Regions from separate parts of the Homo sapiens genome. Here regions 2 and 3 are each linked to region 1. A link is a contact called in ENCODE Hi-C or POLR2A ChIA-PET data. All regions are on one chromosome and are shown on one strand. Each heading gives the region's core, a stretch centred on a gene start or an enhancer-like site at or near the end of the contact. The rest is flanking DNA. Distances are from core to core; before and after follow the strand shown. Region 1 holds the start of ACLY (ATP citrate lyase). Region 2 holds the start of KRT10-AS1 (KRT10 antisense RNA 1). Region 3 has its middle 9.9 kb from the start of GSDMA.

Region 1 (3,946 bases), core at 541-3,040:
GGTGGGGGCTCTTACCATGTTACCCAGGCTGTACTTGAACTTCTGGGCTCTAGCAATCTGCCTGACTTGGCCTTCCAAAATTCTGGGATTACAGGCATGAGACAGCATGCCTTGCCTGGAGTGTATCTTTTTTTTTTTTTTTTTTTTTTTGAGATAGAATCCTTCTCTGTCACCCAGGTTGGAGTGCAGTGGTGCAATCTCACCTCACTGCAACCTCCACCTCCCGGGTTTAAGCGATTCTCATGCCTCAACCTCAAGAGTAGCTGGGATTTATAGGCGTGTGCCACCATGCCTGGCTAATTTTTGTATTTTTTGTAGAGATGGGGTTTTGCCTTGTTGGTCTTGAACTCCTGACCTCAAGTGATCCCCCACCTTGGCCTTCCAAAGTGCTGGGATTACAGGTGTGAGCCACCAAGACTGGCCACCCCCATTTTAGGACAAGAGAAGAGAGGTGATAAGGAACTGCTATTTCAAAAAGATGAATGGGAGGGAAGGGACCAGAAAGTGACATCATCAGGGAACACTTGATTCAGGCATGGGTAGCAAGTTCAGTTACCTTACTCCTGGCAGCAACAGGATTGGGGGAGGGGGTCTTGGAGAAGATTTTGTCTGCAAATGTCGCAACACTGTTGCAGTGTGAGTATGACCCAAAGTGCTTGGCAGGGGGACAGGCCTGCTGCTTCCCTGCATTCTGGGCTGACCTCTTCACCTGAGTCGGTCAGTGGACGCTTTTGGCCTCCTTCCTGGAGCTAGACAGCTGTTAGGCTTAGGGAGCAGCTCCGGACCTACAGGGTTGGGGTGCAGGTAGGGAGGGAGGCTGCAGCATGTCAGAGTGGTAAATACATGTCCTGATTTCCAGGACTGATTTCACATATTCTGCCCCACAAGTTCACCAGCACCTGTCAGATTGGATGTCCCAGTTTTTGGTTTGGAAAATTCGATCTGTCTCAGGTAATGGAGAAGGGGGAGACAGCAGTTCATTCATTCCAGTGTCTAAGCCTGTGGTTGGTGGGAACAAGAGACTGTCTGGGATGGCTCCAGCCCTTCGCTGGAATCTCGCATTGAATTCCTAGCTCCGCCCTGATCCGTGCTGAGGCGAGCAGGTGAGTGGGACGGACAGCGCTGTGCCTGCACCCTCCTAGCCCCACTTGCTTACCGCGGCCCCTGCCTTATCCCACACTGGGAAGTATGCTCTGTTAGCCTCGGCTCAGCCTTGCCTCATCGGCCCAGTGGGGAGAGTCCAGGGAGGAGAGAGGCTCCACGTGCTAAAGGAAAGCGGCCTGCCAGACACTGCTGCTTAAGGAGACTGTCTAAGCAATCGGATTCGGTGCGGCCGAGATGCAGACGTCCGTTTCTCCCAAGGGAAGGAGCAAGGGTACTCCAGGTCCCAAAGCTGCGTTACAGCCAGTTGGGCTAATCCTACCCGCCCCTCCCCCAACTCCCCGAGTGGCAATCTGTCCAGCCCCTCAAGCGATCAGGCCACAACCCCCAGCACCGCGCGTTCTCCTCCCAGCCTAGCCCGGCCCATCTCCCCACCCGGGGCCCCGCCCCGGCCCCGCAGGCTCCCAAGAGGCGGTGGATGGGCCAGCGGGACTACAAGTCCCAGCAGGCCCCGGGGCCCGCCCTCGTGGGGCGGAGCCAAGCCAGCAGCGAATTGGGAGGAGCCCTGGCGCTCAGGCTAGGGAACGCGTGTGGCCAATCGCGGGGCCGTTCTCGCCGCGAGCCGATGGGGGCGGGGAAAAGTCCGGCTGGGCCGGGACAAAAGCCGGATCCCGGGAAGCTACCGGCTGCTGGGGTGCTCCGGATTTTGCGGGGTTCGTCGGGCCTGTGGAAGAAGCGCCGCGCACGGACTTCGGCAGAGGTGAGCACGGGAGGCTGTTTTCGCTGGCTGGAGCCCGCTCGCCCTAGGAGCTTCCTGCCTCCGTCCCCCAACCCGGAACCGCCTTCCCCGACGCGGGCTCGGTGCCCACGCGCCCTGCTCGGAAGTTTTGAGGGTCTTAGCTTTAGGTTAGCCTTCGCCCGGGGTCCCGGCCGGTGGCCGCGTGTCGACGCCCCTCCCCTCCCCCCGCGCGACACACACATATTCCAGTTCCTGGGAGTTTGCATGGGGCTTGCCGCCATCCTTGCCTCTTCTGCCTCTGCCACATTGCATGGTCCCCCTCCTGGCGCGCCTCACCCCTCCCGGGCACAGCTATCGAGGCTCCTCGGGCTCATCGGGACGCCTTTTGGCTCCATCCGGGTTCCCCCATCGGATGCCGGGACGGGAAGTAGAGAAAGCGGTGGCGACTGGTCCCACTCCGATTCCTCACTGGCCGGGCTCAGGCCCTTCTTGGTTCCGTGGGTACAAAATTGAGCTCCACGCCCAAGTGGAGAGAATGAGCTATGCGCGCCTCCGGGGCGGGCCACGCGGGGCCAGGCTGCCCCAGGGTGCCCGAGGCCTCGCCTCGTCTCGCCGCGAGGACTGGAATCTCGCAGCAAGGACCCTCCTCGCACTGGAGGTATCGTCGAGTCCAGCCCCTAAGTGACAGATGGCCGGGGTGCCACCCCACCCTTGAGCTGACGCCAAGTCTGGCCGGGGAAAGGTCCTCAAGGGGCTGGAGGATGCTGCCGCCGCCCTCCTGTCGAGCCTGGCAATGGGCCAGTCCCAGCGCCTGCCGCGGTCTCCAACCTTGGCAGATACCGTGCAGTGCCGAGTTCTGCCGTTATGGGGTCCCTGGAGGTCTTCCTGGGAAGAGGATTTTGGAAGAGACGATAAGGAAAAGTGCACAGCACAGTTTGGCCAGCTAGCCTACTCCTCTCCACCCTTAACTTTCCTCTGTGTTTTCAGCTGGCTCAGCTGAACTAAAATGTGGGGTGAGGGACAGCTGGTAGGTCTCATTTGCCCAGATGGGTGATTTTCACCTCTTAGAAACCTTCCTAAACAGCTTGGGGGGCGGTAGTGGGAAGACCCCTCAGACACTGGACAGCTTATGGCTCCATCCCCGTTCTGACACTATGCCTGCCGCAGTAAGGGGCACTCACAGAATTCTGCCTCTCTAGAATTTACTCCAGGGATTGCCTGTCTTCTCAAAAAATAAATAAATAAATACCTACATACGTAAGTCCCAATCCTGCAGATACTAACCTTCAAATGAGTGTTTTTGTCTTTCCCAGAGGCACCCTTAGTAGCATCCCCAGTGATTCCCTTCCCCTGGCTGTGTCCCAGGGGCGTGTTCTGGGGAACAGGCTTCTTTCATTCAGCCTCCTGTGTGGGCTGCTTCTCTCAGTGTCTGCTAAAAGTGAACTCAATCCTGGGTCACTCACCCGTCTGCAGAAAGACTCCATTCAGCTCATAAGGCCCCTCCCTTAGAGAATGTGTGTATGTGTGTGTTTTCAGGTTCCTTGGCATGATTTCCCCCAAATGGTTTACACATTTAGCTGTTACCAAGTAACAGTTCCTGGAGTCCAAGCTCAGCCCAATCATCTGTTACTTGTTTGACAGCACATTCAGCTACTGGGGAGGCAGACTAAGACGTTCTGGGGAGCGGTCCCAAACCCAGATAGGTATTTGTAGGTATTTGCTGATTCCACTAGAGCAAATATTCTTTTTTTTTTTTTTTTTTTTTTGAGACAGAGTCTTGCTCTGTCGGCAGGCTGGAGTGCAGTGGTGGATCTCGGTTCACTGCAACCTCCGCCTCCTGGGTTCTAGCGATTCTCCTGCCTCAGCCTCCCCAGTAGCTACAGGTGTGCACCACCACGCCCGGCTAATTTTTGTATTTTTAGTAGAAACAGGGTTTCACCATATTGGCCAGGCTGGTCTCAAACTCCTGACCTCGTGATTTGCCCTCCTTGGCCTCCCGAAGTGCTGGGATTACAGGCGCAAGCCACCGTGCCTGGCCGCAAATGTTCTTAACTGGTGGTCAGTCTGTGGGCCATCGGATCATTGTCACAGGTGAGCACCTTGAAA
Region 2 (3,614 bases), core at 889-3,388, 1.1 Mb after region 1:
CAAAGTTAAGTATATGGGTAAGCCTGCAATATTTCATATTTAAAATAAAAAATTTTCCCAAGATTTTGTAAGAGAACAACATAAAAGTGCAGAGTGCATCTATGTCACTACAAAAGCCATATCTGCATCTGACCTCTTCTCAAATAACTGTGCCTCTCCCTCCAGATTCTCAACCTAACAACTGATAATGCCAACATCCTGCTTCAGATCGACAATGCCAGGCTGGCAGCTGATGACTTCAGGCTGAAGTAAGTTAAGTGATCGTTGTATAATACTATCACAACGAATACATCAGTGGTTTTTAACAATGACTTGGGATGCCCTCAATAACATTTACATTTTTCTGAATTCACCCAAAGTTAAATAGTATTGGAGTTATCTGAGAAATTTTCCATGTCAGTGTTACCTTTTTGGCAATATTAAAGGAAGAAAATGCATTTTAAAGTAACTGCTAAGGTTTTTTCCATTAAACCACTATTACTTCTAAGAGAACTGTACATGACAAATATTGCCATTACATGAGATCAACTATGTAGCTGCTTTTTAAATAGTCTCTGCCCAGATACATCTCCCCTATATAAGTTATAACCAGTATTGATATCATGCTTGTTTCAGGTATGAGAATGAGGTAGCTCTGCGCCAGAGCGTGGAGGCTGACATCAACGGCCTGCGTAGGGTGCTGGATGAGCTGACCCTGACCAAGGCTGACCTGGAGATGCAAATTGAGAGCCTGACTGAAGAGCTGGCCTATCTGAAGAAGAACCACGAGGAGGTGACACAAAAGTTATACTTTTCCCAGCCAAAAGAGAGTTCATTATGGTCCTCGTGTAGCCAATAAATCTTTCTGTTCCTCAAACAGGAAATGAAAGACCTTCGAAATGTGTCCACTGGTGATGTGAATGTGGAAATGAATGCTGCCCCGGGTGTTGATCTGACTCAACTTCTGAATAACATGAGAAGCCAATATGAACAACTTGCTGAACAAAACCGCAAAGATGCTGAAGCCTGGTTCAATGAAAAGGTAAAGTAATCTTCCTTATAGTGAAACTCATGGAGGTTTTATCATTTCAGAATTTCCTCACCCTTTTCCTTGTTTTTAATACTCTAGAGCAAGGAACTGACTACAGAAATTGATAATAACATTGAACAGATATCCAGCTATAAATCTGAGATTACTGAATTGAGACGTAATGTACAAGCTCTGGAGATAGAACTACAGTCCCAACTGGCCTTGGTATGTTAACTCTCATGAAATGACTTCAACTTTATCATACAAAGTTTCATGCTCACCTAAGAATATGCAATGCAACAAAAAAATGCAGAGTTGGAGGTAAGAAAGAGAAAACAAAGTGAAGCTCATGTTAATGGAGGAAAAGTACTACTAGTGTTGATCTAAAAGTGCTGAAACTGAAATGGTGCCATTAAACATACAACAAATTCTGTTCATTTTCTTATTCTTCTATATAATGCCTTACTAAATAATCAAATAAGCGTCACCATACTCAACTGAACAAGGAAGTCACTAAGCCACAAAAAAATCCGTTTCAGAAACAATCCCTGGAAGCCTCCTTGGCAGAAACAGAAGGTCGCTACTGTGTGCAGCTCTCACAGATTCAGGCCCAGATATCCGCTCTGGAAGAACAGTTGCAACAGATTCGAGCTGAAACCGAGTGCCAGAATACTGAATACCAACAACTCCTGGATATTAAGATCCGACTGGAGAATGAAATTCAAACCTACCGCAGCCTGCTAGAAGGAGAGGGAAGGTAAATTTTAAAATGAAAAGTTATCCCAGTTTCTTTTATTCAATATTCCAGATAGCAAGGCTTATCTAAACCCCAAGAAGATGCCAGAGAATGAGAGGAAGGGAGGAGAGAGGGTAGAGTACAGAAAAAGGAGTACGCAACCGCAATCTCACTTTCTCATGAATTTGGCCCAAAATGATTCTTAAGAGTTCTGTGAACTTAACATTGTTTTCAAAGGATGGGTTTTAAAATATATACCTGGCAGGGTTTTATTTTTTCAACACGTTTTGCTTATTTTCTAAATTAACGGCAACTGGAAAGCTACCCACCGTTTTCCAACGTTAGAGATAACCGAATGTGACCTCACCCCGTTTAGTTCCGGAGGCGGCGGACGCGGCGGCGGAAGTTTCGGCGGCGGCTACGGCGGCGGAAGCTCCGGCGGCGGAAGCTCCGGCGGCGGCCACGGCGGCGGCCACGGCGGCAGTTCCGGCGGCGGCTACGGAGGCGGAAGCTCCGGCGGCGGAAGCTCCGGCGGCGGCTACGGGGGCGGAAGCTCCAGCGGCGGCCACGGCGGCAGTTCCAGCGGCGGCTACGGTGGTGGCAGTTCCGGCGGCGGCGGCGGCGGCTACGGGGGCGGCAGCTCCGGCGGCGGCAGCAGCTCCGGCGGCGGATACGGCGGCGGCAGCTCCAGCGGAGGCCACAAGTCCTCCTCTTCCGGGTCCGTGGGCGAGTCTTCATCTAAGGGACCAAGGTCAGCAGAAACTAGCTGGGGTAATCAGAATTAGTTTTAACTTCCTGTGATGGTTTTTTTGCGCTTTAAGCTCTAGAGTTGTTTTAAAAAATTAAAAATCTTAGAGACGGTTCCGTTTGCATTTGTTCACAAACTACTCTTAACACCAGCCGTGAAAAATGGCATGATCAAAATGTCATACCTTAAGCATTTTTTTGGGCTTAACAATGTAAAGTTGAAATTTCCTTCTTTTTACAATATTTGCTTGTTAATTACTAAGGATCCCTACAGACTGTTTAAAATTTTTTTTCCATCATTCACACAGATACTAACAAAACCAGAGTAATCAAGACAATTATTGAAGAGGTGGCGCCCGACGGTAGAGTTCTTTCATCTATGGTTGAATCAGAAACCAAGAAACACTACTATTAAACTGCATCAAGAGGAAAGAGTCTCCCTTCACACAGACCATTATTTACAGATGCATGGAAAACAAAGTCTCCAAGAAAACACTTCTGTCTTGATGGTCTATGGAAATAGACCTTGAAAATAAGGTGTCTACAAGGTGTTTTGTGGTTTCTGTATTTCTTCTTTTCACTTTACCAGAAAGTGTTCTTTAATGGAAAGAAAAACAACTTTCTGTTCTCATTTACTAATGAATTTCAATAAACTTTCTTACTGATGCAAACTATCCCAATTTGTCAGAATTTATCTTTACTTAAGTACATAATACTCTTTAAAATTAAAGATTAGTAACCCATAGCAGTTGAAGGTTGATGTATCCAGAAATTCGGAAGACAGAACTATTGTCATGCCTTTTCTAAGTTTTTTAATCATGTATGTTCAGACCACCGTCAGTAAATTCACTGAGTAAAGTCTGTAAATCCCCAATATTACTCTTTAAGATACACAATATGTGGAAGGCTCCCAGCTCTCTGGCTTTAAATTATTTCAATCCTGGAAATTCTGGAATATCTCAAATAAAACCCCCAAAATAATAATAATTGGAAATTTTATATTTTCTAATTACCTGACTTCTCACCTTTGCCTTTTCTTACTTTCTTCCAGTTACTATATTACTTCTTCCCAATTGTTATATAGCTTGACATATCTTCTGACACCACCCAAGTAAAATCATA
Region 3 (4,002 bases), core at 993-3,492, 2.0 Mb after region 1:
GAAAGGATCCCCTTCTCCCTGGACATGGCCAGCAGCTGCTGTTGCACCTCACTCAGCTCTGCAGAGGGTAAAGGAGAGGAAAGGGCATGAGGGACACGGCATGCTCTCCCTCCTTCTGTGGGCAGGGCATTGTAAAGTGGCTCTGGGGGCCGGGTGTGGTGGTTCACACCTGTAATCCCAGCACTTTGGGAAGCTGAGGGGAGCGGATCACTTGAGGTCAGGAGTTTGAGACCAACCTGGCCGTGATGGGGAAATCCCATCTACTAAAAATACACAAATTAGCTGGGTGTGGTGGTACATGCCTGTAATCCCAGCTACTCGGGAGGCTGAGGCAGGAGAATTGCTTGAACCTGGGAGGCAGAGGTTGCAGTGAGCTGAGATCCCACTGCTGTACTCCAGCCTGGGCAACAGAGAGAGACTCCGTCTCCAAAAAAAAAAAAAAAAAAAAAAAGTGGCTCTGGGAACTGGGGTTAGCTCCCATGTGTGTCCGTGGAGGGGAAGTGGGCGGCAGATTCATTTTTTCTCCTCCAGGAGAGGATGAGAGGAGATTCCTGGAATGGTATGTTCCCTTTTCCCCTTTTGGGAAAAATGAGCTGGCGTAGGGATGGTAGGTGGGCTTGCCCCTCTTGCCTTTTCCTTGGAGGAAGGGACAATAGGGTCTGCACCCTGCCCACTCTGCTTGTAGCTTGGTATCAGGGCTGGCTTCATGGGCATGCAACCTGTGCAGTTGCACACAGCCCCATGCTTCGTTTAATGCTCTGCTGCTACTGTCTTGAATATAATTTTTTTTTTTTTTGAGTTTTGCTCTTGTTGCCCAGGCTGGAGTGCAATGGCGAGGTCTCAGCTCACTGCAAACTCCGCCTCCCATGTTCGAGCGATTCTCCTGCCTCAGCCTCCCAAGTAGCTGGGATTATAGGCATGTGCCACAACACCTGGCTAAATTTGTATCTTTAGTAGAGACGGGGGTTTCACCATGTTGGCCAGGCTGGTCTCGAACCCCTGACCTCAGGTGATTGGCCCCCACCTTGGCCTCCCAAAGTGCTGGGATTACAGGCGTGAGCCACCACGTCTGGCCAAATATAATTCTTAATAACTTTTGTAGCAAGGAGTCCTGCATTTTCATTTTGCACTGGGACCCTTAACTTTTGTGGTAGGTCTTGCTTGGTACCATTGGGCCTAACCTAGTAGGCCTGGTACATCAGGGATGGCCCTCACCCTCATCCCTGACCCTCACCACACAGAGCACCCAGCAGGTACAGAATGTTCCTCCAACATGGAGCTGAGGTTGCTGGAAGTCTCCTGCAGTCCCGCAGCCATTCAAAGACCCCGTTCCTACCCCCAGTCCTCCCTCTCAGAACTGGCTCCTGTAGATCCAGAACTCGATCAACCTGGCAGAGAGATGGGAAGTGATGATCCCCCTGAAATTTGAGAGACAGGGAGCTTCCTGAAGGGAGGGGGACGCAGGTCTTCACGCTCAGAATGGCCATTCCATCAGGGCCAGGCCCCAGTCTCTCTTGCGGCCGGAAGAAGCCTACTCAGGTGGGCTGAGATCTCCCAGGAGGAGGCCGATCACGCCCCATCCAGCCCATCTCTGGCCCTACCACCTTGTATCCCCGCCCTCAGCCATCTTAAGCCTAGCCTATCATCCCCCACCATCCACCCTCCTACTCGCTAGCCGGGCTTGGGCTTCCGGCGCATGTCTGGTCCTCAGCACTTGAGCCTTGTCCCCGATCCCGCCCCGCCCCTGGGCAATCCGCTCTGCCCCCTGCTACCTTAAGCCCAGCCTCTCGTCCCTTGTAGTCCGGCCGTCCACCCAGCCCCGCCCCCCGGACGCCATCACCATCTCTGCCCCGCAGCCCGCAATTCCGCCCACCCCGCCCCAGCCCCGCCTCTACCCCAGCCCCGCCTCCACCCAGCCCCGCCCTCACCGCACCAGCCCAGCCTCCGCACCAGCCCCGCCCTTACTGCCCAAACTCCGTCTCGGCCCCAGCCCCACCCACACCTCCCCCGCACCGCCTCCGCACCAGCCCCGCCCTCACCACCCCAGCCCCGCCTTCACTCCGCCAGCCCCGCCTCTGCCCCAGCCCCGCCCTCACCGCCCCAACCCCGCCTCCGCACCAGCCTCGCCCCAGCCCCAGCCACCTCCTCAAAGCCCCAGCCCCGCCCTCAGCGCCCAAACCCCGCCTCTGCCCCAGTCCCGCCCTCACTGCTTAAGCCTACCACACCAGCCACGCCTCCCCAGCCACGCCCACACCACCCCAGCCCCGCCTCCACCCCAGCCGGTCATTCTCTCCGCAGGCGATCTGCCGCCCGGGTCAGGCCTTTCCGCACCGCAGCTGGTCCTTCACCTCCACCTGCAGCGCCCGAAACCCCCTGTGCTCCTGTGGGGCCATCTTGGGCCCGGACTGAACTGTGGGTTCAGGACAGTGGTGACTGGGACCCTACCCCTCTCCACCCTCTTCGACCTCACTTTACTCAGCGAGTCCCTCACTCCCAGGCACAGAGGTTTCTTTCTGGGGTATGGCGCCCTGCTCCCCCGTGCAGACTCTCCTCACCAGGAAAAGATGGTCACAGCAGGGTCTTGTGGTGAGGGGGCGTTGGGGGCTCAACGCCTTACAACGTTTTCCGATGGGCATTGAGGATCCTGTTTAGGGGAAAGGGACACACCCTGTCACCATGGATGACTGTCAGATGGAGAGCGAAATCACGAGGACGGAAAGCCCAAACGGAAGAGGTGTCCTGCGCCAAGGTGCCGCCCTGAGTGGGCCTAACCTCAGCCTACCTGGAACAGCGTGGTGGAGGCTTGCGGGGAGGATGCACCGAAAAGGCCCAAGAAACCCGTGGCTGCCATCACAGTCAGCACTACGTCCCGCCAATGTCCAGGGGACCCCTCTGCATCCCACCCACCATCACCCCAAAGTCTTTCCCTTGCGAAGGGGCTCTGGGCTTCAGCTGCTGACTTGACAGATTTCTTTCCTTTGCTTAGGAAAGGGGTCTCTGTGTCCCTCTCACCTTCTAAGGTTTTGTCCACCTTTGGGTTGGGGATGGGGAGAAGAGCCCTCTGCTTCTCTGACCTTCTGAGGGCATTTTCAGCTTCTTGTTCTTGGATGGGGGATGTCTGTGAAGGTCAGAAATGGGGCACTGTGGCCAGGTGTGGTGGCTCACGCCTGTAATCCCAACACTTTGGGAGGCTGAGGCAGGTGGATCACATGAGAACAGGAGTTTGAGACCAGCCTGGCCAACATGGTGAAACTGTCTCTCCCTATCTCTCCTATTTCATTCCACTGGAAGGGGAGTGTGTGTGTGTCCCAGAGGGACAGGGCCCCGTGGATTCTCTCCCATCTCTACTAAAAACACAAAATTAGCTAGGTGTGGTGGTGTGCGCCTGTAGTCCCAGCTACTCAGGAGGCTGAGGCAGGAGAATTGCTTGAACCCAGGAGGCGGAGATTGCAGTGAGCCAAGATCGCACCATTGCACTCCAGTCTGGGCAACAAGGGCGAGACTCTGTCTCAAAAAAAAGAAGAAATGGGGCACTGGGCACTGGCTGTCTCTGACTTCTCTGTCCCTTCCCACCCCCACCCGCCCCTGCACCCAATATATATAGTGTTGCCTCCAGGAGGGGACACGTAGGTGCAGGCATTAGGGAGCCACACAGCAGGGGATGTGGAATAGGGATTGGGAGGGACCCAGGAGGGGGTGGAGTCGCCAGCTGGTTTGGGGGGCAGAGCCCAAACAGAAATGGAAGACTCCAAACTTCCAGACTTCAGCTCAGCTCTGAGGGCTTGGCTCAGAGTAGGAACCGTCCCTTGGGAGGCCGCCTCCCCTCCCCTTCCCTCCCTCACACTGTACTCTGTGACTCCAGCTCTCCTCCCCAGTGACCCACTGCTTGGGGAGAAAGGCCATGATGATGCTCCCGTGTGGAAACAGAGAGCCCTGGGAAATGCAGCTGTCCACAGGGCAGGGAGGGGAGGGGAGGGGAGGAGATGGGAGAGAATGAAAGAA

Evidence for each region. A loop is a pair of places that touch in the nucleus more often than their neighbours do. ChIA-PET counts read pairs that join two places held with the same protein, here RNA polymerase II (POLR2A). Pooled maps may share reads with other maps.
Region 2: a loop to region 1 is called in a map with no recorded cell type, with 9 times the contacts of the local background. The contact joins the promoter of KRT10-AS1 here to the promoter of ACLY in region 1. A Hi-C loop is called at or near these places in 1 of 37 single-sample maps with no recorded cell type and 4 of 50 pooled maps. POLR2A ChIA-PET finds 5 or more read pairs at or near these places in 1 of 52 experiments (PC-9).
Region 3: a map of ascending aorta shows a loop between it and region 1 (15-fold over the local background). The contact joins the enhancer-like site here to the promoter of ACLY in region 1. A Hi-C loop is called at or near these places in 1 of 168 maps with a recorded cell type or tissue (ascending aorta) and 2 of 50 pooled maps. POLR2A ChIA-PET finds 5 or more read pairs at or near these places in 1 of 52 experiments (B cell).

Annotation. Positions count from the first base shown.
Region 1 is chr17:41,916,795-41,920,740 of GRCh38, reverse strand. ACLY (ATP citrate lyase) reads left to right here and starts at 1,790. Exons shown (of 29, transcript NM_001096.3): 1 at 1,790-1,861. RefSeq lists silencers at 1,408-1,667, 2,148-2,387.
Region 2 is chr17:40,817,669-40,821,282 of GRCh38, reverse strand. KRT10-AS1 (KRT10 antisense RNA 1) reads right to left here and starts at 2,138. Exons shown (of 3, transcript NR_160888.1): 1 at 2,075-2,138. KRT10 (keratin 10) reads left to right here. Exons shown (of 8, transcript NM_000421.5): 2 at 166-248; 3 at 616-772; 4 at 860-1,021; 5 at 1,109-1,234; 6 at 1,549-1,766; 7 at 2,122-2,496; 8 at 2,801-3,166. The coding sequence ends at 2,807. RefSeq lists an enhancer at 429-1,628.
Region 3 is chr17:39,951,076-39,955,077 of GRCh38, reverse strand. No RefSeq gene overlaps it. Among named protein-coding and RNA genes, the nearest start is that of GSDMA, 9.9 kb to the left of the region's middle. RefSeq lists silencers at 1,692-1,741, 1,782-2,301. Within about 2 kb of position 2,242, at least 16 of the 41 ENCODE cell types and tissues checked have a DNase peak (open chromatin) inside an H3K27ac peak, as active enhancers do; they include ascending aorta, where a contact is called at or near this core.